2 separate regions of the Homo sapiens genome follow, and region 1 is linked to region 2. The links are chromatin loops, found by intact Hi-C in ENCODE. Cell type or tissue: Calu3. All regions are shown on one strand.

What was found. A loop is a pair of places that touch in the nucleus more often than their neighbours do. Peaks named below come from ENCODE experiments on the same cell type or tissue, not always from the same donor. Only the 100,000 strongest peaks of a DNase experiment are listed, where the experiment ranks them.
Region 1: a loop joins it to region 2, with 2.2 times the contacts of the local background. A loop is called at or near these places in 2 of 110 quality-filtered maps.

What each region holds. Positions count from the first base shown.
Region 1 is chr19:51,656,042-51,658,541 of GRCh38, reverse strand. No RefSeq gene overlaps it. Among named protein-coding and RNA genes, the nearest start is that of SIGLEC14, 10 kb to the right of the region's middle. RefSeq lists an enhancer at 1,324-1,433. In Calu3, a CTCF peak has its summit at 1,421 (motif pointing right); a DNase peak (open chromatin) is centred at 1,411.
Region 2 is chr19:51,552,223-51,554,722 of GRCh38, reverse strand. No RefSeq gene overlaps it. Among named protein-coding and RNA genes, the nearest start is that of ZNF175, 18 kb to the left of the region's middle. In Calu3, no CTCF peak of the experiment used is centred here; a DNase peak (open chromatin) is centred at 1,352.

The DNA of each region.
Region 1 (2,500 bases), 100 kb before region 2:
GCTGGAGTGCAGTGGCACAGTCTAGGCTCACTGCAACCTCTGCCTCCCAGGTTCAAACGATTCCTCAGCCTCAGCCTCCTGAGTAGCTGGGACTACAGGTGCGTGCCACCACGCCCAGCTAATTTTTGTATTTTTAGTAGAGACAGGATTTCACCATGTTGGCCAGGATGGTCTCGATCTCTAGACCTCGTGATCCTCCCGCCTCAGCCTCTCAAAGTGCTGGGATTACAGGTATGAGCCACTGCGCCCAGCCCTGCTGCCTGTCTTTTAAGGACCCTTGCAATTACATTGAAGGTCCACTTAGGTAATTCAAAATGATCTCCCCATCTTGAGAATCTTAATCACACCATCAAAGTCTCTCTTGCCACAGGTCACATTCACAGGTTCTAGGAATTAGGGTCTGTATAGCTTTGCAAGTCATTATTAAACACGCTGCGATTAAATATCCGTCTTTTAGGGGACCTGTGCCTCTGGGTTATGGCATTCACAAGTGATTCTCAGCTTCTCTCCATTCATTTCAGGTGAGACAGGAAGTCTAGAATGTGCCGTGCTGGATTCAGGAGAAAATCTCCTCCTCCTCGTTCCTCCTTCTCCTTCTTTTTTTTGAGATGGGGTTTCTTGCCATGCTGACCGGGCTGGTCTTGAACTCCTGGCCTCCAGTGTTCCTCTCAACTCAGCCTCCCAAAGTGCTAGGATTACAGGCACGAGCCACCATGCCCGGCCAGGAGAAATCCCTTCTTCCAGGTGGGAGAAGGTACCAATAAATTCTTTATCCCTGGAGAATAGGCCTGTGTTGGGGAGAATGCTCTGGGTATACTTAACAACAGTTACTCTTCCTTCTCCCTACCAGGGCTATGGGCTAGGGGGCCTTTCTGGGCTCTTCACTGGTAGAGTTACTGGAGGTAAAATCCACGAAAGTGTGGGGACTCCTAAGACTGACACCTGTAGAAATTTATCATTCTTGAGCTAATTGTTACCCAGCCTGCAGCAACTTGTCAGAATTACCATGCAAATGTCTTCACCAGTTAGTGACTCCAGCAGCTTCTGCCCTGTGTAAATGGATCTCATTAGTAACTCTCTGGATTTGCCAGTGTCTCCAGACTTGGGGATGGTAATTCACTGTGTTACTGCAGTTCTTTAGACGTGTCTAAGAAAAGCTGTTGATTCTCAGTTTGTTCAGCCTTTTCTTGTTGTAAGAACAAAAGTGACAACTTCGAAGTTCTTCTCATGTCCGAGCAGAGACAAGAAGTCTTATTCTATTTTATTTTCCTTCTTCTTCTTCTTTTTTTTTTTTTGTTGTACATTTCCGTTGGAGGCTTGGCCTTGCGCATTAATACTTTGGGAATGTGTCTCTTCAAGTTTAACGTCTGTAATGTGCCAAAAATGCTGAGCTCACTGGGTCCAGCAGGGGGAGCCCTTGGGCTTTGGTTTCCTTTTCTTTCTCAAGGGAGCTTGACCTCTGCTGATGAGCCAAAAAGAGAGACATCCGATATCTTTTGTTTGGTAGGTCCAGTGCCCCTGAATCAAACCTCTGCATGGTCAAGGCAGTTACGGCAAATGAGGGAAGTGGATTTGTGTAAGGAAAACAACTGGGCAAGTATTCCGACAAATCGCACCTGGACTTTGGCTTTAGTAGAGGGAGATGATAGCACATGGTGGGGAGTGCGTCAAAGTAAAGGTGATTGGTTCTTGCTCAGCCTCGGCTGATCGCTACATGTGAGGATACCACATCTTCCTATTTTCCAAGAAAGTCGGGGCTTTCATGTCAGTGTGAGATTGTCTTCCAATTTTTTCTTTTTCTTTTTCTTTTCTTTCTTTCTTTTCTTTCTTTCCTTTCTTTCTTTCTTTTTCTTTCTTTCTTTCTTTCTTTTCTTTCCTTCTTTCTTTTCTTTCTTTCTTTCTTTTTCTTTTCTTTCCTTCTTTCTTTTCTTTCTTTCTTTCTTTCTTTCTTTCTTTCTTTCTTTCTTTCTTTCTTTCCTTTCCTTCTTTCTTTTCTTTCTTTCTTTTTTTTTTTTTTTTGAGACAAAGTGTCGCTCTGTCTCCCAGGCTGGAATGCAGTGGCATGCTCACTGCCTACCAAATAGCTGGATTTACAGGCGTGTGCCACCACACATGGCTATTTTTGTATTTTTAGTAGAGACGGGGTTTCGCCATGTGGGCCAGACTGGTCTTGAACTGCTGACCTCAGATGATCCGCCCACCTCGGCTCCCAAAGTGCTGGGATTACAGGCATGAGCCACTGTGCCCGGCCCAATATTTTAGTGGTGTAAATTAGTTAAATATTTCCAAACCATCCCAGTCAAACAAAATGCGAAGAGGAGCCAGACCCTGCCTGCTCACTGGAAGCCAAGTCAAGGGGAGAGGGACTTTTCTTTTCTTTTTTTTTTTTTGAGATGGAATTTCACTCTTGTTGCCCAGGCTGGACTGCAGTGGTGCGATCTTGGCTCACTGCAACCTCTGTCTCCCAGGTTCAAGCGATTCTTCTGCCTCAGCCTCCCAA
Region 2 (2,500 bases):
TTTGGTTGCATCCAAACTCTGGTTTTCCATCAAATCAAGGACAAATCAGACTACTTTCATTGAGAAATGACAGAATGAGAGAAATCATTTGTTTCACCTAAAGCTCACAAGGACTTTTGAACTAGAATGTGTAAGAAACTCCCACAAACCAATGAGAAAAAGGAAAACAAGCCAAAGTAAAAGTATGCAAAGCACATGAATATTAATCTGCTAGTATGGAAGCATGAGTGGAAAACAAGTCCACGTTGAGATGCGCAGCCTCACTGGTAGCTGAAAAAAAATCAAATTAAACAGAAATGAGATACTTCTTTACACTCTTTCAGAAAATCAAGAAGGCAAATAACAGCGAGTGTGGCAAAGATATGAGTAAATCGGGACCTTTGTGTTCTGATGGTGGGAGTGCAGTTTGTTGAGGCATTTTCAGAGCTGGCAATACCTATTTTGTGAGCTGAATGTGCTCGCTGTGTGATAAATCATTAAGCTGTACACTTAATGATTTGCATCCCTTCTGCATGACAGTAAAAAATTCTTAAGCTATTATTGTGTGAAGTAGCTAGGAAAAATGCATACAATATGATGCAATTTACATAAATGCCAAAAACAGTAAAACCTAAACTTTGATATTTAGGGATGCATATTTTGTCGGTTAAAAAAATTGTATTATTCTCCAAGGTAAATAATAGGAGAAGACTAATATCTTCACAAAAAGCTTAGACACATTGTTAAGGAAAACCCCAAAGCCCCTCTGCATAAACTCTTTAAATAAATAATTCACAGAGATTAATTTAAAAATTGGGTCAACAAGGCTGTTTATAATCACATCTTTGAAAAGTAAGGAAGGGAGATTATATTATTTATCTAATCTTGAATTACCAAAAGTGAAAAAAAGTCTGTCATATTGGGCACTGTCATGCATGGTCAGGAGATTTAAAGGAGTATGGCACTTTTGGAAAATATCCTGTTGGCTTCAAATGGAATTGGGGTAATCTTCACCCCTCCGTATTGTATCAACGAGAAATGCACTTTACTGTGAGTCTGTTGATTTTCAGGGGCTTTAACAAATAAGATTTTTTTTTCATGCAACAAGAGGTCTACAGATGAGCTGCTGCTGGCTTTGACCCAAAACATTCCTGGGGTAAAGAAGGAGCCGGGAGGGGCACAGAGGGAAGTCCAGCCCATACAGACCCACAGTCGGCCCCTCCTTAACTTCCTCCCTCTTGGGCGGCCCAATCCTGTGACTCAGCTGTTTTGCCGGCTGGAGACCCCGATCTGGATCCTATCTAGTCAGACTCCTCTGCATAGCCCAGTCATTCCTAAACCAGGGACACAGTCCTGCTTCAGCACCAGGGACAGCGCCACTCTCCCTGATGCCTGTGGCTCGCCAGGACCAAAACGTGTCTGGATGTGCAGCGAGAGCCACCAGCCTCTTTGCGCGGTCCCTGATGGTAGACATGGGAGAGAACGGCGCAGGATAGGAAAACCTCCCAGTCTGTGTCTGCCCTTCTCGGGCTCTCGGTCACGCCCAGGAGATGGGCCCTTAGATCACTCAGAGAGGGAATCTGCACATATCCCTGGTTTCTTGCCTCTTAGGACAGACTCCACCCCCGGGGCCTTCAGGAATCCCTGTCTAATTGTGATAAACTCCCTTCGCCTCCCCCTCTCCCTCCTCCTCCTTCTCCTCCCCCTCCTCTTCCTCCCCTCCCCCTCCTCCTCCTCCTTCTCCTCCCCCCCTCCTCTTCCTCCTGCTCATCTTTCTCTGTCTCTCTCCCTCTCTCCTACCCCTTTCTCTCTCTCTTCCCTGCTTCTTCGTCTATCTCAGTCTATGTCTCTTTTCACCTTCTTCCCCTTTCCCCTCTTCTGTCTTTCTCTCCCTGTCTCCCTTTTTCCTGCCTCTCTACCTTTCTTTCTGTCTCAGTCTGTTTCTAGTCTCTTTCTTTCCCCCTTTGCCTTGTCTGAGGGCAAAGGGAATGTTCCTGTTGAAGGAAAACTTTCTCTCTCTCTCTCTCTCTGTCTGTCTGTCTCTCTCTTTCTCTATCTCTTTCCCCTCTCCCTCTCTTCCTCTTCTCTCTTTTTCTCTCTCCCTCTCTCTCTCTCTGTCTCAATCTGTGTCTCTTCCCCTCTCCCTCTTCTTCCCTACTCCTCTCACCTCTGTACCACCTCCGACTGGTACTCGTACCCAATTGGAGCTCTGGAGGACAAAGAACAAGACTCATGGTCCTTTTCAGTCTTTAGCTTTGTGCCCAATCCTAAAAGATTACATATATATATATATGTCATATATCATATATATAATATATATATTATGTATATATGCTTCAGGATCTGTAGGCTAAATGGAGGAACAGAATATCAGGCAGCTGATGGAAGCATGGTCTTTGGAAGTGATGGAAGACATTCAAAGTGTTTAGGCACACAAGGGATCTTACTTAGATTGAAAAAAGAGTCCCGTGAGCTCAGAGATGGGGAGCTGTCCATGGGAGACCTAGCAGGCTATTCATTT